Linked DNA regions of Homo sapiens: regions 1 and 3 are each linked to region 2. A link is a loop called in an ENCODE intact Hi-C map of the cell type or tissue named here. Cell type or tissue: IMR-90. All regions are shown on one strand. Links, peaks and the distances in the headings refer to the core of each region. The heading gives the core; the rest is flanking DNA.

The links. Hi-C counts contacts between places; a loop is a spot of excess contacts. Peaks named below come from ENCODE experiments on the same cell type or tissue, not always from the same donor. Only the 100,000 strongest peaks of a DNase experiment are listed, where the experiment ranks them.
Region 1: it touches region 2 in a loop (5-fold over the local background); 3 of 110 quality-filtered maps call a loop at or near these places.
Region 3: a loop joins it to region 2, with 8 times the contacts of the local background. A loop is called at or near these places in 102 of 110 quality-filtered maps.

Annotation. Positions count from the first base shown.
Region 1 is chr13:50,514,830-50,522,737 of GRCh38, forward strand. All of the region lies in intron 5 of DLEU1 (deleted in lymphocytic leukemia 1), which reads left to right. DLEU1-AS1 (DLEU1 antisense RNA 1) reads right to left here. Exons shown (of 3, transcript NR_125753.1): 3 at 6,104-6,607. Among named protein-coding and RNA genes, the nearest start is that of DLEU1-AS1, 8.7 kb to the right of the region's middle. In IMR-90, for the core only: no CTCF peak of the experiment used is centred there; a DNase peak (open chromatin) is centred at 4,112; H3K27ac peaks cover 299 bases.
Region 2 is chr13:49,667,464-49,674,048 of GRCh38, forward strand. EBPL (EBP like) reads right to left here. Exons shown (of 4, transcript NM_032565.5): 2 at 2,314-2,383. Among named protein-coding and RNA genes, the nearest start is that of EBPL, 21 kb to the right of the region's middle. In IMR-90, for the core only: a CTCF peak has its summit at 2,452 (motif pointing right); a DNase peak (open chromatin) is centred at 2,458.
Region 3 is chr13:49,844,013-49,851,920 of GRCh38, forward strand. No RefSeq gene overlaps it. Among named protein-coding and RNA genes, the nearest start is that of KPNA3, 55 kb to the left of the region's middle. In IMR-90, for the core only: a CTCF peak has its summit at 4,137 (motif pointing left); a DNase peak (open chromatin) is centred at 4,129; H3K4me3 peaks cover 612 bases; H3K27ac peaks cover 312 bases.

The DNA of each region.
Region 1 (7,908 bases), core at 1,483-6,482, 850 kb after region 2:
GAATATTAGATTGAGCTTTTCCAGCGTTTAACTCTTGCAGTTAAGAGTTAAGAGTGGTAAGGGGAGCACTGAGTGCTGATTCAAAGGCCAGATAGCATTTTGCAGCTGTGGGGCTACGCACTGGGCCCTGGCCAATGCACCTCATCCCTGCTTTTGCTGGATTTTAACAGGCACCACAGGACCCTTGGCTGCTTAGGCAGCCAACTTTGCTAAATTGCTTCATGGTTTCCATGATGTGAGCTGAAGTCCACCACAGCTAGGTTGGCATCTTTGCATTCATTTCCTTCATGTCCCATTGTAAGTTAAGTCATAAACTGGTACTTCAGACAGTAAAAAGATGGTTCCTTGCCATGCATACTTTGATCTTACTCTGGTGGGAATCATTCCCTTGCCTTATAACTGGCATCTGAACTGATGATACCAACTTTGTAAATGTTTTAAATTTTTGTGGTAAAAAACACATAACATAAAATTTACCATCTTAACCATTTCTAAGTGTACAGTTCAGTAGTGTTAAGTATGTTCATATTGTTGTGCAGCCAATCTCCAAAACTTTTTCATCTTGCAAATCTAAAACTATATACCTCTTAAACTACAATTCTCCATTCTCCCCTTCCCCAAGCCCTGGCAACTACCTTTTTATGTTCTGTTTCTGTGAATTTGACCACTCTAGATAACTTTTAAGTGGAATTATACAGTATTTTTCTTTTTGTAACTGGTTTATTTCACTTTGCATAATGTCATCAAGATTCATCCATGTTGTAGCATGTGTCAGAATTTCCTTCCTTTGAAAGCCTGGACAATATTCCATTGTATGGATAGGCCACATGTTGTTCATTCATTCCTTGAGGGATACTTGGTTGCTTCTACATCCAACTCTATATTTTAGTATTCAACATAATCTGAGGGGTGATATTGTTCTATTAATATTTCTATAACTATTTGTCCCATGACCTCAATTGTTAATAACTGTTGATATGAGGCATCTTTGCCCTCCCAAAATCCCTTTACTAATGTTAAGACAGAGTATCAAACTTGAAATAAGGCAGTAGAATAGCCTCAGTTTTCACGGTCTTGTAAGAGCATTTTCTAAAAGACCTACCCAAAGATGACCTGATTCTCTAGGGGAATGTATCTTATTTGACATATTATTTGTTACTAATTAAGGCTCAGACTCTATGAGATGACATGCTAATTTGTAGGATTTTATTCAGTAGTGATGCAAGTGATTTTGGTCTGGTAAAAAAAAAAAAGGATGACTTTAAAGGTTATACTTTTATTGCCAAGTATAGTATTAACTAGTGTTCTGTCTAACCCAGCAATCTTATTCCAACATTCATTCTCAGATGCCCGCATATATTTAGTTTCTCAAATACTCTTTGCACTGGTTTTATCATTCTGCTCGTTACCTCATTAATGAATTACGTAAATATTTGCCACATGCTTATGTTTATATGCAAGCCATAGTTATAACTTTAAAAAATTATGTTTTGAATTTCTTTCCTGCCAGAGCAGCCAGCATAAATAACTGCATTCTTCATTTCAGTGAAGTTTTTGTTGCTAAGCCATAGAGGGGCCAGGTGATGTCAGAACAGTTAAGCATGAGACCTACACTAGGAAAAAGTAGGAAATGGCTTTCTGCTAAATGTAATTATAGAATAAGTTCTTTTTTTTTTTGAAAGAAGACTGACCAACAACACAACAACAAATTTAGCTTATAAATATGTTCCAGCATTTTAATCTAATACAAGGGCAAAGTAAACCTCTGTGTTGATGTTTGGGCCGAAAACTACCAGCCTCCTCAACTCAACTATGCAAACATCAGGCCAGGAGGCTGCAGAGACCTCAAGGTGTGTTTCCCAAAAGGCATAGTAGAGAGGCTAGCTACACTCACATAGATCTGCAGTTGCAACAGAGGATATAAAAAAATAAATAAAAGGCAAAGTTTCCATAAACTCTGCATTTTCATACCCACCTGCAGCCAAACCTTCTTAATGTGGAGATGTGCCTGTTTCTTGCAAAGGGTTTACTATTATGGTTCTGCTCTGTGCTGGAAAAGTGCAAATGACTATGGACAGCATGCCAAAAAACAGTCCCTGCTGATTCTTTTCAACTCAGGGGCATGTGTGTGTGCACATTTGTGTGTGTGTGTGTGCATGCCTGTCTGTGTGGGGGGTGTTACTATACCATACAGACACACAGCCTGCCGTTTTAAGTGTCCCAGAGATCAATTTATTCAACATTTAGTGACGAGAGGTAGCTCATTTAAAGGGTTAGTCCCTAAAGATTAGGAACTGATTCTCAAGAATGGAGGTAATATATCTTGGTTGCCTTCTAATTCCCAGGTATTCCTCAAAGACAGACCAGCATAAATTAATCAATGCCTCTCTGAATTCTGCAAAATTTGTTTTTTCTTTTGTCCCACGTGAGAGTGAATGTTAAGATAAATGGTTATTTCTGGACTAAAATTAAAGGAAGTTGAGAAAAGCAAATGATGTATTTCAGTGAGTTAGTAGAAGGCCAGAGGGAATTCTGTTAAAAGCCTCCCCTACAGCTTAATGATTGTCACATTGCAAACTCTACCTTGATAAAAAGAAAAATTTTAAACTATGACCTCCCTTAATTTTCTCCATCTATGTGTGGGAGCTCTCCTCTGTGAGTTCATCTGTTTGAATTTGACTCTGAATGATTCAATCAGCCAGTGTTGCACCATAATTTGGTAGCCCTTTGGCTAAATGCAAAGGGTTGGTGGTCTCACCCTGGGTATATGCAGACATCTCCCTGGCATTGTTACATTACCCTGTGGAGTCAGGGGATGACAGATGAAGAAAATTTCTCTGCTGAAGTTAGTGAGGCCCCCTCCATTTCTAGGAAATCCTTAATTTTGTTCTTACAATTTAACGAATCTCTGCTTTTCATGCAATCTTTGTATTTAGGGTCATTCCAGTCTTTTAAACAAAATTGGTATACAGCTTTTTATGTGGGGTAGTGTTTTCAATTTTCACACTGATGCTATCATATTTCAGGAATAACCACAAGTGGTTAATTCTGTAATTCTTCTAGACATTTTATTTTAAACTTTAAACCTGAGGAAACCATGGTCAGTATCAATAAATGTTGATTGAGTGTCAACTGGGTATGAGCCCTGTCCCTGGCACTTTAACAAGTCTGCTCTGAGAGGTCTGGGTTTCCAAGATGTTCCATTACCTGGTTTAGGAGTCAGATATTTCCCTCAAAGAGGTATTCCTTGTTTCCTGAGTTTTAAAATTATTCTAAGTTCCCAGTTTTTAAAGCCATTATCTGTAAGACAGGAGTGCCCAGTAGTTTTCATTTACTAGGAGCTTATTGTGAGCTAGAAACTGTAGTTAGTCAAGTGTTTTACATGCATTTTTAAATTTTAATCTCCATACCAATCTACTAAATTGGCGCCCTATTCTTCTGAATCCCGTTTTAGAGGTGAGAGCACTGAGGCTTGCTGAGAACATGCCATCAGCTCCAGTGACACAGCCAGCATGGAATCCAGTTTAAATGTGGGCATGTCTGACTCCACAGCCTCTCTGCTACATCATGTGCAGTCTGCTTTTTGATGGCCTTTTGTTAATTCCTCCTTGGTGCCCTGATATTTCAGAAGTTATATGTCATTTAGTTACACATTTTAAACCTTAGGAAACCAAGTCTGCATCAACATTTACTAAGTATTGACTGGCTCTGCATTTAATGTTTTACACGTCCGTTTTGCATGGTCAGGATGTCCAAATTATTTCATTAGCTCATTATTTTGGTCATATGTATTTCTGAAGGGGACTATAATAATGAAAACTAGCTTAAATTCCCAATTATTCAGGCTATTTCATTTAAAGATGAGAACAGCTGGCAGTTTCAATTCCTCAAGTGTTGAAAAATTGTGGAAAAGAAAAACCCCAAACCAGCGTGTTAACAAATGGCTTAGCGAATGAATCGGAGGGATTGTGTTCTCTCTGGCCGTTTCTGGATATCTTCTGTGTGTCTCCACAATCTGGGTGCGGTGTGATGTGTTGCTCCACGGAGAAACCACAGTTGAAAGAATAAACAGGGATGACAGAATAAACAGAATAAACCCTGAGTGTGGGGGAAGCTTTGCAAGTCAGGCTCCTTTCACTCACATGCCTGGCCTTCTGGGAATGGGCCCAAAGTTTTCTCTTTGGGAACTGGTGTAAACGGCTTATTGCAGCCAGTTTGTTTGGTTTCTCATTGACTGGTACAGGGTCCTGGGCAGGCACTAGCAGAATGAGGCTGCCTTTGGGGGAGCCTCGCAAACTGGGCACTGCTCAGTAAACAAACACATGCACAAATGTGCTGAGGAAAGTGGGGACCCGGCATGGCACACACGCATGAACACACACACAGACTGAGGGAGATGATCTAATGGAGAAGAAAAGAATTTATTGTTGTTGATCATTATGGATTCCACCTCCAATTCAATGACACATTTTTCTGAAAAGATTTCCATTCTTTTGTTTTTGTTTTATTTTTAGTTTTAGTTCTGGGTATGTGTACAGGATGTGCAGGTTTGTTACATAGGTAAACATGTGCCATGGTGATTTCCTGCACCTATCAACCCATCACCTAGGTATTAAGCCCAGCATGCATTAGCTATTTGTCCTAATGCTCCCCCTCCCCAACCACATCTGCCAACAGGCCCCAGTGTATGTTGTTCCCTTCCTTGTGTCCATGTGTTCTCATTGTTCAGCTCCCACTTACAAGTGAGAACATGCAGTGTTTGATTTTCTATTCCTGCATTAGTTTGCTGAGGATAATGGCTTCCAGCTTCATCTGTGTCCCTGCAAAGAACATGATCTGTGTCCTTTTAATGGCTGCATAGGATTCCATGGTGTATATGTACCACATTTTCTTTATCCAGTGTATCACTGATGGGCATTTGAATTGATTCCATGTCTTTGCTATTGTGAAAAGTGCAGCAATGAACGTATGTGTGCATGTATCTTTGTAATAAAATGATTTATATTCCTTTGGGTATATACCCAGTAATGGGATTGCTGGGTCAAATGGTATTTCTGGTTCTAGATCTTTGAAGAATCGCCACACCATCTTCCACAATGGTTAAAGTAATTTACATTCCCACCAATGGTGTAAAAGTGTTCCTAAGATTTCCATTTTATGTTTGTCAAGCACTCTCCTTGGAGGAAGACTAAAGGCACACACTGTCCATAAGAACTGAACAATCAGTGCTGTTAAGTAAGTTGGGTTGAGATTGTGCAAGACCAGGAAATTGAAGAGGCAGTTGATGAAAGTTGTGAAAGGAAAATTGCAGAAAAAATCTTGCATGCCCATGATGGGGGCACTCAGCAGTGGAAACAGCAAAAAGAGGGACCCATTCTACAGCAGAACTGCCTTTTTCAATAGTGCTATTGGGACCTGGGCTCATGTTCTTGCTGAGAAGAGCCACTAATATTACCTGGGAGTGAGTTGAGCCTTAAAGTCCTTGTCTGTGCAGCCCTGTGTTTTGAGCACTTTCCAGATGGTTCAAGAAGTTTGTAGAACTTATTCATAATTTGTGTAGCAAAACAGCTGCATTTTGGAGCCTTGATAGTAGTATCACAGAGTTGGGCTGGAGGAGAGTCAAAGACAGGGACATATGTGTCACCTGGGCTGCTTTGGAGATCTCAGGACTGTGACAGGACAGTGACACCGGCCTGCAACCATAGACCACCAGTGTGCACTTATAACCTGGGCTCAGACAGATATGCTGACTCCCAAGATGGCTGTATCTTGAGTTAATGGCACATAATTCAGCCCCTCACTGAGGCTTTCCTGGAAATCTAACCATGGACTGTATGTGCACTCAGTCCTGGAACTCCCTGTCTGAAAGTGCAAAAATGCCTGTTCTGGTGTTTGTTCATTTGCAGTAGTTGCATGAGCCTCTGTCCTCAGGGTCTCTGTTTCCTTCTTCGTGTCCTGTGTCTCCATACTGCTTCTCTTCAAGTGCCATCTGTGAGACTCAGGGGGATCCTCCGACATTTACGGTCCTTAGCAGTAGGGTTTTCCCTAGTGGTAAATGGGAGAGAATCCTGAATTCTAGTCACCAGGAAGCAGAAGTACGGCTGAGAGACACTGAAACTCAAGGTCAAGTCTTGCAGGCAAGGAAGAGAATAGCAAGTTGAGCCCTGGCTGATTCAGAGTCCTTTATACTATTGAGATGTACACATTTTTTGGATTATATCACCTGAAAAAGCATGAGGTTTCCACTGTGACATTTATTTTCTTGGCCTTGAAACCCAGAATATTGAGAATGTGGCTGTTAACCAAAGCCTCCTGAACTGAAGGAGGTCTTTTCTTGTATAGTGTGTGAAAGCAGAGAGGAGCTGTTCATTGTAGCCTTTGAAGATCACCTCTTAATTTCCCCGTGTTCTTATTCTCTAACGATGTGCTTCACTCTTCTTTGGAGGGGAGCCTCCTCTGTGCTGTTTGAGATCAGTACTTCCTACTGCCTTTATGATGGCCTTAGAGAAGTTCTCCTGCCGGATCTAGATGGATCTCACATTATGAAAGGAGCAACAGAACCCTGTAGGAAGGCCAGGGCTCTATTTATTTACATTTGAGGTGGTGGCTGTGGAGGAGGAAGATTCAAAACACACAAAGTTATGTATGAATTATGATGTGATATGTTCAGCTTTTAGCTCTCTACTGGGCAGCACTTCAAAGTTTGTTTCAATGGATTTTCTTCAGGGGGCCACACCAGCATCCTCCAAATGGGAGTCTGAGGATGCCTCCCATCTTACATCACTCACAGATCACTGCCAGAGCAACAAGAAACAAAAACCCTAACAATTTACAGTTCACCCTCTTTGATGTAAGGTGCAGTGGGGACACGAAGCCCAGGCCTCTGAGTAGGATGTAGTTGGATTGGCACAGAAAGCAAACTCTTCTTTCTTTCCTCAAGAAGAAGGAAAACTACACTAGCAAATTAAAAATATTAGCAAGCTTCTACTCAGATACATTTAGCTTGATTTGGGTCAAGGTGGGGGAAGGGAAGAGTAAGGAATTCAAACAGCCTGTGCCAAGGATTTGCTGAACATGTTCTTTAAAAAAATGCTGACAGGCATTAAATTAAGTAACAACTGCAGATTACACAAGGGTAAACACTGCTGCTAATGTTTGACTAAAAGCTAACTGAGGGCTCTAAGTGATTCCAGTTAATTTATAGATCACGCCAGTAACAGCCCCAGGGGACTGGGGCTGCTGAAGGTGGGAGATTCGTTTTATAGCCAGAAGCCACGTTTTTAATTTTAGAAAAAGAAAACTAAAGCTGTAGGAACTGATTTAGAAACTTCAGAGGGAGAGAGAGAAAAAGAGAGGGAGAGAGGGGAGGGAGGAAAGACAGAAAGAGAGAGAGAGGTGTAGGGGGAATGAATTGAATGTCTTTGCTGGGCTTGGGATAGAAAAGTGGCTAAGAAAAAAACAGAAAGAAACACATCTAACTTTAAATAACTCTTCCAGGAGGAGAGAGCATGCTAGGATCAAGAGTTAACTATTCCTATGGGGTAGGGGTCTTAAATTCAAGACTGTGCCAGGGGCTCCATCGACCCCAAATGAAAGAGTATAAACTGCCTCGTGTTATCAAATAAGATTAATTTAATTTTGCAACATTTAGCTTCAAGTTAAAATTTAAATATATGGTTGTACAGTAAATGATTTTAAAATTATAGTCCCTCCAACATAACCTCTCTTGACACAATTTTAAATGCTTTTTAAATGGGATGTGTAGTTTGTTTAGTACATAGCAGTTGATGTCCTTAGATTGGGTTTTCATCATGTATTTTAATTTACTAAGGCTGGGATGACCATAATTGCCTAACAATTCAATGCAACGGAATGGGCTACTTCAGCACTTTTTACTGCATTTTTCCA
Region 2 (6,585 bases), core at 88-5,087:
CAAGGTCAGAACACAGGTCATCATCAGAAGGTCCTGCCCTAGACACACGGTATCAGAATCTGCATTTGAGTAAGATTCCCAGGTGATCTGGGGCACTTTGGAGTCTGGGAAGTACTACTTGCTTTACATTATCTACTGGATTTTTACTTTCATGAAAATAAAGGACACCTTCAATAAATGAGTTTTTACTGCGTTTTGGTTTTTAGAAATACGGTCTTACTGTGTTGCCCTGGCTAAATTCAAACTCCTGGGCTCAAATAATCCTCCTGCCTCAGCCTCCCAAGTAGCTGGGGCTCCAGGCTCGTGCCACTGCACCCAGCTAGTTTTCACTTCTTTAAGGTGCATAATGTAAACGTGAAGATGATAGAGAAAGCCTGTGTTAGACATTTGCATTTCATGGGATTGAGCCAAATCTGGGCTGTTTGCTTTCTCTCATGCCAGGCAGGGCAGCCAGGGGAGGAGGTGTCAGCATGGCATCTGGCAAAGGGGAGAAGAGGACACTCAGCAGGGAGGAGCCATGACTCAGGCTGGGGTCCGTCAGCCTCTGGGCTTCACCAGCAATCCCCAGGCAGAGTTTAATGCAGCCAATCAAAAGTGCATAGCTGCATTCAGCTGAGCCCTGGATCTGAAGTGGCTCTACTCTGGTCAAGGGGGCTCAAACTCCTTGGCTAGGACTTGAGGCATCAAAGATGACACCTTTTCCTTTGGGAAGTACTAATGAGCCTACTCAATTCTCTAGATGTTTCCTAACACTAGTGGTAAACAGGAGTCCCCCACACAGATCCTAGCTGGAGATGATTTTAGAGTCACAAAGAAATGAGATATATGGGCCAGGCGCGGTGGCTCATGCCTATAACCCCAGCACTTTGGGAGGCCGAGGTGGGCAGATCACGAGGTCAGGAGATCGAGACCATCCTGGCTAACATGGTGAAACCCCGTCTCTACTAAAAATACAAAAAAATTAGCTAGGCGTGGTGGCGGGCGCCTGTAGTCCCAGCTACTCGGGAGGCTGAGGCAGGAGAATGGCGTGAACCTGGGAGGCGGAGCTTGCAGTGAGCCGAGATGGTGCCACTGTGCTCCAGCCTGGGGGACAGAGCGAGACTCGCCTGAAAAAAAAAAGAAAAAAAAGAAATGAGATAAATGATGCAAAGTTTCAGAAGCAAAACCTGAAAGCAGTTATCCTGAGAAAGGCAGTTTTATAAAGTGGTAAAAAAAAATACCTGTTGGTATTGACACAGTACATGGTAGAATATCAATGCTAATTGAATATTGACTGACAATGAGCATGAAGACTTTTGGAAAGGATCTACAAGACCACAAATATATATGTACAATAAAAAGAAAGTTGATATTAAAAGTATGGGAAAACCACCCAGTTTAAACCCCACAAGCTCTTCCATCTGCACTCACTACCAACATTTTTTTTTTTTTTTTGAGAGGGAGTCTTGCTCTGTCACCCAGACTGGAGTGCAGTGGCGTGATCTCGGCTCACTGCAAGCTCCACCTCCTGGGTTCACGCCATTCTCTTGCCTCAGCCTCCCAAGTACCTGGGACTACAGGGGCCCGCCACCACGCCCAGCCAATTTTTTATATTTTTAGCACAGACAGGATTTCACCGTGTTAGCCAGGATAGTCTCCATCTCCTGACCTGGTGATCTACCTGCCTCAGCCTCCCAAAGTGCTGGGATTACAGGCGTGAGCCACCATGCCCGGCCATTCACTACCAACATTTTTTATTTTATGTATTGTTTTTTAGAGATGGACTCTTGCTCTGTCGCCCGGGCTGGAGTGCAGTGGTGCAACTGTGACTCAATGCAGCCTTGAACTCCTGGGCTCAAAAGATTCTCCCGCCTCAGCCTCCTGAGTAGCTGGGACTACAGGTGTGCACCACCACACCTGGCTCATTTAAAAAACTTTTTTTAAAGATAGGGTCTTGCTATGTTGCCCAGGCTCAAATATTGTTTAATATAATAGCTTTATTAAGATGTAATTCACATGCCACACAATCTACCTATTTAAATAATTGGTTTTAGTAGAATCACAGGTTTGAATCACCACAATCTAATTTTAGAACATTTCATTACCCCAAAAAGAAATCCGTGCCCATTAGCAGTCACTCCTCATTTCCCCCCAACACCCCCACCCCTACCCTCATTCCCACGCAACCAGTAATCTACAGTATCTCTACAGACTCACCTATTCTGGACATTTCATATAAATGAAGTCATACAGTATATAATAGAGGCGTTTGACAGTCACACTTGCAATAAACCTCCTCCAACATTTCAAACGCAAACGTTTTTAATTACTTACATAAAGAAGCAATCAAGCCATCGGAATTTGCAACGTTTCCTACTAAAGACAAGTAGACAAAAGGGCCTTCCTAGAGAGGAGAAAATGAAGACATGCTCTAATACAGCATCACAACCACAGGATGGCACTGTAGACACATGGCATTGCCTGGCTCCATCCCCCACCCTTCTCCATGGCTCACATCCTGGCCACAGCCTGGAAACATCCATACAACCTTGTGGGATACAATCTTGGGACCTGGTTACCTGGACCTTGGAAATGGGTATGTCTCACCCTAATGTACAATTAATGTTGTTTTTCAATGATTGGCACTGTAAAAGCAGAGATGTGTTCTTATGTGGAAAAAGTGAAATTTTTGCATAAGAGTTTAACTACTGTATTAAATAGAGTAAGCTCTAGATTATTCCAGGGATCTTAAGTCTTTGCGGAGAACCCCACAGAAGTTCACTTTTTTTTAACTCAAAAAAATCTAAGATCTTAAAGAGAAAGGCAATCAAGTTTATACCAGCATTGAGCAATCCTCCCCCCTTCTCCTATATAAGGGCAAGTTTAGGAAGATTTAAAACAGTTACAGGCTACATTTAACATTCAGGTAATAAAATATCTGCAATTACAGTTAGTATTTTCCCATCACTGAAGTGCTTCTTTGCCTAAGATTTCTAAAACTAAACAGCTAGAAGCCACTGGGATATGTAATTGTCATGTTGCTCCTTTGAACAAATTTTGCTGCTGGTCAATAAAACTTTTTTCTCATTCCTTTTAAACAATCATTTGTATGACATTAAAACTGGGTCCTGCCACCCCAGAGGTCACCACTCTCAATCACATCTCTTTGCAGTTCCCGCGGTGATTTCATAATATACTTACACTGCTATTTCCTTCGACTACTAGCAGGAAAAGCTATTGTTTGATTGATACTCCTTCCTCTCCCGTTTCCAGTCCTTCGAGTTTCTGATATATTATTCTATTACTTACACAAATTTGTAACTTAAGTAAAAAAACTGAAAACCTCAGCTCACTCACTCATCAATTTTGTGCAGTCTCTGGGCTTCTAAACCACGAAAGAGTATGACAGCCTCTACCAGGCTCCCCGCACCCTGTTCCCAACTCTCAATTTCTGTCCAGTTTGCTTGTGCATTGTTGAGACTGATTACATGTCCTTTCTTGTTCTCTAAACATATTTGTTTTCCCTGTTTTATCTGTAACTGGATTCTAAAAGCTGAAAAAGCCAATTAACAGCATTTACAATGTTGTGATTATGGAAACAGCGTTCACTGTAATGGGCCACAATTTCTTTCCTTAGGGATCCCGTATCCTGACTCCTGTGTCATTTAAGGATAATGCTGCAAATGAAGTATCCTTTGTTTTCTTTTTCTGAGATAGTCTCACTCTGAAGCTGAAGATAGGCTGGAGTGTGGTGGTGCAACCTCAGCTCACTGCAACCTACGCCTCCCGGGTTCAAGCGATTCCAGTGCCTCAGACTCTCAAGTAGCTGGGACCACAGGCGTGTGACACCACATTCAGCTAATTTTTGTTATTTTTAGTAGAGATGGGATTTCACCATGTGGGCCAGGCTGGTCTTAAACTCCTGGCCTCAAGTGATTTCCCCACCTCGGCCTCCCAAAGTGCTGGGATTACAGGTGTGAGTCACCGTGCCAGGCTCCAAAAATCATATCCCTTAAAGGACATTAAAAAAATCATATGAGAAAAATAGCTGTGTTTTTAACAAATAAGTACTCCCCAGTCCACTTACTTTGCAACACTTTATTTTTACCAGCCAATTTTTTATTTTTAGCAGAGCCATAGGGTGAAATCCATACCACTTCCTTGCTCTGGCCTGAGAACTTTCTACACAAAGCACATCCACTGGGCTGGCCAGTGGGGCAATGGGGCTGGACTGGATTTGACCCTCTCTAGGCCTCAGGCCATCTATCTGTAAGATGAAGGACTTCCTTCCTATAGATTGTAAATCTCATCCTAAAACGAAATGCAACCTCCACTGGCGACCTCTTTCACTGGACCCATTAGTAAGATGTGGAGTCTGACACCAGGTTGCAGACCTTTCCACAGAAGCAACTCTGGGTAAGAGCAAGATGGGGAACTGGAAATCAGTAACATGCAGGAACCTATGAGTCTATAACAAATCCGTTTCCTTTTACATCTACTTGTTGAAGCTCTACTCATTTTTCAAATCCCAGCCCTAACCCCCTTCTTCAAGAAACCTTCTTTGACCTCCTAGTGAGAATTAATATCTCACTCTCCTAAATCTCCCATGTGGCTAAGTTTGTTTCTGTAACCAGCAGCTATCTGCTCGCTATGGACCCCCAGCTCCCATTGGATCACACATCATTGGGATCTGGAATACTGTCATCTCTACCTTAGAATCCCCAAGAAACATGACATTTGTGTTCCGTGTTTGCTAACCTTGAATTAAGTTCATACAACAAATTACTTATAAAGAAGGATGCCCTGAAGAGGCTTTTAGACTGCCCTATCTCTTACTGTATTAATGTCCTAAATGTAAAGATAGTATAATACATATCAAGTGTAACGAATATTCATGCCTTCAAATGCTGATCAGGTGTCACCTCCTCCAGGAAGCAAGATTTTACTATTCTCCTGCTGGGAGGTCAGTGCCCTCCTACACAGAAACTTGCTCACTTGTCTCTTCCCAAAACTGCCAGTTCTCTGAGGGCCAATTCTTTCTCTTTTATCTCTGTATTGCAAATGGCTAACACATAGAACATGCTAATAAGCGTTTCCTAAAAGAGTAAGAAATAAAAGGGATAATAGAAAACAAGACAGTTAAAAATAATAATAACAATAATAATAATCTGGTTAGAAGATGGGCAAAAGAAATGAATAGACATCTCACCGGAAAGTACATAAAGATGGCAAATAAGCACATGGAAAGATGTTCAACCTCATTAGCCACCAAGGAAACACACCTTCAAGCCACAGTGAGGTATGACTGTATAAACTATCAGAATGGCTAAAATAAGGTTGGGTGTGGTGGTTCACGCCTGTAATCCCAGCACTTTGGGAGGCCTGGGCGGGCGAATCACGAGGTCAGGAGTTTGAGACCAGCCTGGCCAACATGGTGAAACCCCACCTCTACTAATAATACAAAACAATTAGCCGGGTGTGGTGGTGTGTGCCTGGAGTCCCGGCTACTTAGGAGGCTGAGGCAGGAGAATCGCTTGAACCGGGAGGCAGAGATTGCAGTGAGCCGTGATTGTGCCACTGCACTCCAACCTTGGCGACAGAGTGAAACTGTGTCTCAAAAAGAAAGAAAAGGAAAGGAAAGGAAAAGAAAGGCTAAAATAAAAAATAGTGGCAACATAAAAAAATACTGGCAACATCGAATACTGGTGAGGATGTGGAAAAACTGAAACAAACACAGATTTCTGAAGGGATAGAAGCGATACAGCCACTAAAAAAAACCAGAGTTTGGCAGTTTCTTCTAAAACTAAATATGCAATGACCATACGACCCAGCAATTCCACAGTTGGGTATTTCTCCCAGAAAAATAAAAACTTATCATCTTTATACAAAAACAACTACACGAATGTTCATAGCAGCTTTATTTGTGGTAACTAAAAACTGATGTCCTTCAAAAAGCCAATCCCAAAAGCTTACATAATGGTTACATTTATTTTTATTTCTGTATTTATTTTTTGAGACACAGTTTCACTCTGTTGCCCAGGCAGGAGTGCAGTGGCTCGATCTTGGCTCACTGCAACCTCCACCTCCCATGTTAAGGGATTCTCTTGCCTTAGCCTCCCAAGTAGCTGGGATTACAGGAATGCACCACCACGCCCACCTAATTTTTGTATTTTTAGTAGAGATGGGGTTTCACCATGTTGGCCAGGCTGGTCTCGAACTCCTGACCTCAAGCGATCCACTCGCCTCAGCCTCCCCAAGTGCTGGGATTACAGGCTTGAGCCACCATGGCCAACCCTGTGGTTACATTTATATAACATTTTTCTGAAATGATAGATTTTAGAAATGGAGGACATTGTTAGTGGTTGCCAGGGGTTAAGGGATGGAGGTGTGGGGTGGGGGGATGTGTAGTTATAAAAGGAAAACACTAGGGATCCTTGTTAGTGCTGGAACTATTCAATACCTGGGCTGTTGTGGTTGATATATGAATCTACCCAGTTGATACAATTATATGGAACTTAATACACACACACACACACACACACACACACACCACACAAAGAAACTGACAGTCTGAAAAAGATCAGTGGACTGTATCAATGTCCATAT
Region 3 (7,908 bases), core at 1,483-6,482, 180 kb after region 2:
TTGGGGTCCCACCTCAGATCTACTGAGTCAGAAACTCGGGGTGGGGGCCCTGCCATTGGAGTTTTAACAAGCTCCCCCAGTGATTCTGATGCAAGCTGAAGTCAAACGAAAATGGTCACAGAATTATGGCAGTCGAGAGGGAGTGGATGAAGCTACAGCTTGTTAGGGGAAGAATAAGGACAGGGTAGCAAAGTGTAGCAGGGAAGGAGTGGGAAGCACCAGGTTTCTGGGAGGAGGAAGTGGACTGTTGGGAGTTTCCTGTACCCCAAAGGCACGGGGAAGGCTGGAGGAGGAGCCGAGGGGCAGGGCAAGATCAAGAGTTTGGTTCTGTCCGCAGCATGGGGCACATGTGTTCCAGAGAAGCTGGCTGGAAAGTAACGCTGTGGGCAAGAACTATATTCCGCCGTAGTTCCCAGGAGAAATGCAAGACATGCTCCTGGAGGAAAGCTGCGCTGATGGCTCTGGGACATGTCGTGACAATGACACACAGTGGCTCTCTGTGGTCCAGTTAAGCTTGCCAATATTACACACTTGCAATTGAGGGCATGGTGGAAAGCACACTGAGCTTGGAATCCAGAGGAATCAGCCCCTGGGGTTAAGTCTTTTCCCACCAGTCATTTCACCTCTGTGAGCCTGTTTCTACATTTCTTTGTTTTTATTTTATTTTATTACTTATTTATTTTGTTTCTGATTTTTTTTTTTTTTTTTGAGACAGAGTCTCACTCTGTTGCCCAGGCTGGAGTGCAGTGGCATGATCTCCGCTCATTGCAACCTCTGCCTCCTGGCTTCAAGCAATTCTCTGCCTCAGCCTCCTGTGTAGCTGGGATTACAGGCACCTGCCACCCTGCCCGGCTAATTTTTTCGTATTTTTAGTAGAGATGGGGTTTCACCATCTTGGCCAGGCTGGACTTAAACTCCTGACCTTGTGATACACCCACCTCTGCCTCCCAAAGTGCTGGGATTACAGGCGTGAGCCACCGCACCCAGCCGTTTCTGCATGTCTTAACAGGGATTATGATATCTGCCTGAACTACTTACAGGGTACACTGTTAGAGCCAAATGAGCCAATGCAAATCCAAATTTATTGATAATTCTAAAATTGTTTCAATGTAAGTGCAGCAGTATTCCAAATAATCTAATAATTATTCTAATATTCTATTATCAAAACTGCTTTTTTTGCTGGTAGCTGCCCACCTGCTATCATGTGATGGCAGTAGAAAGACGACCAATCTCTTTAAACACACTTTCCTTCCTGGTTATGGCCTTCAATTCACTGTATGAGGTCAATCCTTTGACTGAAACTTTTGCCTATAAAATTGCAGTACACCTGGAATGGTAACACTACAAAAAATACCTACCTTTTATTTACTGTGTACTACGTGCTGGTGTTTCATATCCACTATTTCATATGCCTTGAAGGAGTCTTGTGCACTAGATATTGCTATGCTCACTTTATAGATGAGGACATTGGGCTCAGAGACCAGGGGACTTACCCAAATTCATAGAGCTCGTGGAGGGCAGAGCCAGCACCTGACTGTTTGTGCCTGCCTGTGATGCTGTAGTCTCCCTGCTCTTGCAAGCAGCTTTGGATGGGCAGGGTTAGGGCACCGGTCATCAAGCCTGGGAAAAGGGAGCTTAGCTGGACAAGGGAAGGATGCCAAAGGCTGGGGCTTAAGGATCAGATTCAGTTGACCCTACCCAAGGCACAGGAATTGTTCTATGGACTTTCTGCTCTGCTCTTATGACTTTTATTCACAAGCAGCTTTCTAATGTCTCAACCTTCCATGGCACCCAATACTATTTGCTTAGATATTTGGTGGTGAAATCTTTCAACAGAAATGATGGAAGAACTAAGGGCCCAGGGAGGGCTCCAGAGGAAGGTGGACTCCTTGCGTCCTCTAACCTATAGAACAAATGCACAGAGGGGCTGGGCGCAGTGGCTCACGCCTGTAATCCCAGCACTTTGGGAGGCTGAGGCAGGCAGATCACCTGAGGTCAGGAGTTCAAGACCAGCCTGGCTAACATGGTGAAACCCTATGTCTACTGAAAATACAAAAATTAGCCGGGTGTGGTGGCAGGCACCTATAATCCCAGCTACTTGGGAGGCTGAGGCAGGAGAATTGCTTGAACCTGGAAGGCAGAGCTTGCAGTGAGCCAGGATCATGCCACTGTAGTCCAGCCTGAGTAACAGAGTGAGACTCGGTCTCAAAAAAGCAAAACAAAACAAAAGAACAAATGCACAGAGGGGAGGGGAAGGAGGCTGCCACAGCCCTGGGGTCTCTTTTCCAGGGGTATTTTTTTTTTTTTTTTTTTTTGGAGACGGGGTCTCGCTCTGTCTCCCAGGCTGGAGTGCAGTGGCGCAATTTCGGCTCACTGCAAGCTCCGCCTCCTGGGTTCACGCGATTCTCCTGCCTCAGCCTCCCGAGTAGCTGAGACTACAGGCGCCGGCCACCACACCCGGCTAATTTTGTTTTTGTATTTTTAGTAGAAACGGGGTTTCACCGTGTTAGCCAGGACGGTCTCGATCTTCTGATCTCATGATCCATCCGCCTCAGCCTCCCAAAGTGCTGGGATTACAGGCGTGAGCCACCGCGCCCGGCCCAGGGGTCTTAATACAGTTCATTTTGCACACGAACAGCATTATGCCTTGTGAACTTTGGTGCAGGCGGGAGAGCGATTAGAGGAGTTTCAAGACTGGTAGTCGATGATACCAGCATGTGACATGAGAGATCGGCCGAGCCAGGAAGGAGCCCATGTTCCTTATCTCATATACACAGAAACCAAGGGCCTTGTCCCCAGGCCCAGGATTGTTTAGCACAACAGAATCCCAGCCTCCCCATGTGTTACTCAATCGCTTTAATCCTCTTAAAAAGAATTGCCGGCCGGGCGCGGTGGCTCACGCCTGTAATCCCAGCACTTTGGGAGGCCGAGGCGGGTGGATCACGAGGTGAGGAGATCGAGAGCATCCTGGCTAATGGTGAAACCCCTTCTCTACTAAAAATACAAAAAATTAGCTGGGTGTGGTGGCGGGCGCCTATAGAGCAAGACTCTGTCGAAAAAAAAAAAAAAAAAAAAAAAAAGGGTTTTCTGATCGTGCTCTTGGTACCAGTTCTCCTGAGAGTGAGCTTCACTGTGCTGGATCACAAATGTCCGGTGGAAAGACATCTAGCTGGGGCCATCTCTCCACAGCCACAGCACAGAGCCTTGCATGAGAGGGAGGGAGGGAGGGATGGATGGGTGATTGCCGGAAGAAGATGCAGAATATCCCCTGGACTGCCTCCAAATACAAGTTCAGTGATATAGAACTTCAAATTGGTTAGTTTTTCTGGCATGAAAGGCTATGTCTTGGGGGAACACCTCTCCCACTGCCCCGCAGTGTAGATACCAGCAGCCGAGTACATGTAGTTACCACTGTTTTTGTTTTTTTTTATGGGTCCTGGCTCCTTCAATGGAGAGGCAGTAAGCAATTAAAACCCGCTTCTAAACCATCCTAAGTACTCCTTTGGAGTGGCTGCAAAAATCGATCATCCTCACGGATACAAAGGGGGAGAAAAGAAAAACAAAAGGAATTACTTTAACATCTTCATTTTCAGACTAGGTTAGGGCAGTAAAAAAGATGACCAGTGGAGGCAAACACTGGTTTAGGGCTGTGGCAGCGGCAGTGGGGTTCCGGAGAGAGAAGGGAGGGTAACAGAGGCTCTTCTGATCCTCCTTGCTTCTGGGGTCTCTTGCTGGGCCTCTGAGTAGGTCTGCAAGTAGGGCTGGGCATCGGGGCTCATTTTGACCACAAGTGTTTGCTGGTTTTGGAGTCAGGCAGACATGTGTCACTGCCTGGATTTAATTCCCATAGCTGTGTGACCCTCGGCCGTTTGCTTAATGTCTCTGAGCCTTAATTTACTCACCTGGGAGGAACAATAGGACTGTTCAGAGTAAGTGAAGTAGCACACTGGGCGTCAGGGCACGTTCGGGGCCGCGCCGGCACGCAGAGAACCTCGCCCGCTCGGCATTACTGTCTGGAAACGGCTTGCGGGGACGGTGGAGGATAACAGGGGGCGAGCACCGCCCGCAGCCGGAGTAGCCCTCGCGTTTTTTCCTTGACAGCGCGGCCGAGCGCCGCTGCGGGTTGTGGAGACTGTCCGCCCTCTAGTGGTCGGCTTCAAAAGTTGCTTCAAAGACAAGGCTGAATGAAAAGCGTTGGGGCGCCCTAAGCCGATGCACTGCATGGAAAGGGGGCTACCTTTCCCTTTCCCTTTACTAGAGCGGACAAAGGCTGTTCCATCTTTTTTGGGAGCCATAGAGGGGATCCGGTTGCACTAGCCTGCATCCTCAGGCTGCTGAACTGACCACGGTGGGCTAAACTGGAAAAGTTTCTTTGGGCAGGAAAGACTCAGATTTAACAAACATTTACTGAGCACCTACTACGTTCCTATCTCTGTGCAGGATGCTTTCACTTACTTTACCCATTTAAACCTCTCAGTAAGACCGGGCACGGTGGCTCACGCCTGTAATCCCAGCACTTTGGGAGGCTGAGGAGGGAGGACCGCTTGAGTTCAGGAGTTCAAGACCAACTAGGCAACAGTGAGACCCCTCTCTACAAAAATTAAAAAGTTAGCTGGGCATGGTGGCACACGCCTGTGGCCCCATGTGGCCCCAGCTACTAGGGATGCTGAAGTGGGAGGATTGCTTGAGCCCAGGAGATTTGAGGCTGCAGTGAGCCACGATTGTGCCATTGCACTCCAACCTGGGCAACAGAGCGAGACTGTTTCAAAAAAACAAAAACAAAAACAAAAAACCTCTCGGTAACCTGTGAGTGAGAGTTTAAATATTGTTTTTCTGATAAGATGGTGAAGCACTCTCAGGAAAGTTATTGCACACAGTGGAATCATGGCTACGTGGCTACCTCAGGATTTGTATTAGTACACTTAGGGCTGCTGTAATGACCTAAACATGGGTGGCTTATGGCCCATCCTAATAACCTCACTTTAATTGGATTACCTCTGTAAAGATTCTGCTCTAAATAAGGTCACATTCTGAGGTGTAGGGGTTAGAACCTCTACATATAAAATTTCAGGAAAGTAATTCAACTCATAACAGGATTTTTTTTAATTTCTTTTTTTTAGAGATGAGGTCTCGCTATGTTGCCCAGGCTGATCTTGAACTCCTGAGCTCAAGTGATCCTCCCACCTCGGCCCTCAAACATGCTAGGATTACAGGCATTAGCCACTGCACCTGGCCCTATAACAGGATTTAACCCATAACTCCTGATCCCAAGCCTGATGGTTACCTGTATATTCAAGCAGTGCTTCTTAAACGTGGATGTATATTGGATTTCCTGGAGAATTTTAAAAAATATATTGATGGGCCAGGCGTGGTGGCTCATGCCTGTAATCCCAGCACTTTGGGAGGCCGAGGCGGGTGGATCACCTGAGGTTAGGAGTTCGAGACCAGCCTGGCCAACATAGTGAAACCCCTTCTCTACTAAAAATACAAAAATTAGCCAGGTGTGGTGCCACACGCCTGTAATCCCACCTACTCAGGAGGCTGAGGCATGAGAATTGCTTGAGCTCAGGAGGTGGAGGTTGCAATGATCTGAGATGGTGCCACTGAACTGCAGCCTGGGCGATACAGTGAGACTCCGTCTCAAAAAAAAAAAAAAAAGTGTGTATGTATATATGGTTTTGAGTTCACCTCAAGAGATTACGATTTAATTGGCACATAGTTGACATAGTTGTGCCAATTAAATGTGTATAGACACTGGATTAAAAAAAAAAAACTCCTCAGGTGGTTCTAAGGAGAGGTCAAGATTAGAACCATTGACTTAGAGCACCTTCCCATCACCATTTGATAGGCTCCACCTCAGAGGAAGGATAAGCCCTCTCCTTGCTTCGCTGCCAGGGAAAGGAGGCCCAATTTGTCTTTAGTTCTGCAATCTTGGCTCCATTTCGGTTTCTATTTTTCTTATTCTTTTTTTTTTTTTTTTGAGATGGAGTCTCGCTCTTTTGCCCAGGCCGGAGTGCAGTGGCATGATCTTGGCTCACTGCAACCTCTGCCTCCTGGGTTAAAGTGAGTCTTCTGCCTCAGCCTCCTGAGCAGCTGGGATTACAGGCGCCTGCCACCACACCTGGCTAATTTTTGTATTTTTAGTAGACATGGGTTTCACTATATTGACCAGGCTGGTCTCAAACTCCTGACCTCGTGATCCGCCTGCCTCAGCCCCACAAAGTGCTGGGATTACAGGCGTGAGCCACCACAACAGGCCTATTTTTCTTATTCTTCAAGCACATCTGCTCTTCACACATGTCAGACTCACAGCCTAGTACATGACACACATTAGGCCCTTAACAAATATCTGAAGAAGAAAAGGAGGGAGAAGAATCACAAGGGAAGAAGTGCAAAGGGATGGGATTGGAATAGGGGAACTCTTGAAAAAGTGATGTTTCTGGAAAAGGAGGATTTCATGGTACCCACTGGGGGAGAATATTAGTGCAAATAGTGCCCAATGATGGATAATCATCCAGGGATTTGCCTTCCAGTGATACCACATAAGGGCATCAAATCACATTCACAACCTTAAATTTAATAGTTGTGCATGAGGTGAGGACGAATTACCTTGGGGTATCAGTTCCCCTTCCCACCAAACCCCCAGAGCTGGCACATGACAGTCCAACAAGGTCTCCTCCGAATGCTGAGTGCCCTGGAAGGCAGAGTGAAGCTCTGACCCCATTGTGTTGTGAGGTGGAGAGTAAATGACAGTGGTTTCCTTGTGCCCTGGCTTGTTTCTCCCCCTTGGGCTTCATCCATTCTCACCCTCAGAGCTAACTGGGGCTGACTGGGAATGAGCTAATTAGGACTGGCCTTTCCCTATATGTGTTCCCCAGAAAAGGAGCATATACCTTCAGGAAAACATGAATTCACAGGTCAAAGTAGCAGATTTCAGAATCACAACTATGTGAAATGAAACATAGCATTTTAGATTACAGAATCCAACTATATATATAAAAACAGTTGCATAGATAATGTGATATTGGCCTAATAAATATACAAAAAGAGATAAAAGAAGATAATGACAATGTAGATAAGAACAAGAAAACATAAAAAAGCAATATTAGATAAGTAAAATATCATAGTTGAAGTGAACACATCACATGGATAAACAACAAAATGGATAGAGCTGCAAAACTAATTGTCAACTTGGAAGACCAGGCGGAGGAAATCTTTCAGAAGAGATAAGAAAATAACAAAGACGTATAAAATATAAAGAAAAAACTAGGTTATGTGGAAGACAGAAGTACTAACATCTAGGTAATAAGAATTCTAGAAAGAAGAAAAATGAACAGAAAGAAATGTTTGAAGAAAAATGAGATAATCTTCCATAACTGTAAAAAGATGAAAGAAAGATAAAAAAGGTTATAGAAAAAAGATAAGAAAAAATCCACACCAGAACATTTTATAGTAAAATTAAGAATTTCAAGGCTGGACATGGTGGCTCACACCTTTAATCCCAGCACTTTGGGAGGCTGAGGCAGGAGGATCACTTGAGCCCAGGAGTTCAAGACCAGCATAGGCAACAAAGTGAGATCCCATCTCTACAAAAAGTTTTAAAAATTAGGCATGGTGATGCATGCCTGTAGTCTCAGCTACTCAAAAGGCTGAGGTGGGAGGATCATTTGAGCCCAGGAGGGTGGGGCTGCAGTAAACTGTGATTTCACCACTGCATTCCAGCCTGGGTGACAGAACAAGACATCATCTCAAACAAACAAACAAAAAAACCCAACAACAACAAAAAAAAGAATTCAAGGAAAATTCTAAAAGATTATAAAGAGAAAGAGAACATCACAAAAAGAGGACTGAAGTCAGATTGACATCAGATTTTTTTTTTTTTTTGAGACAGAGTCTCACTCTGTCACC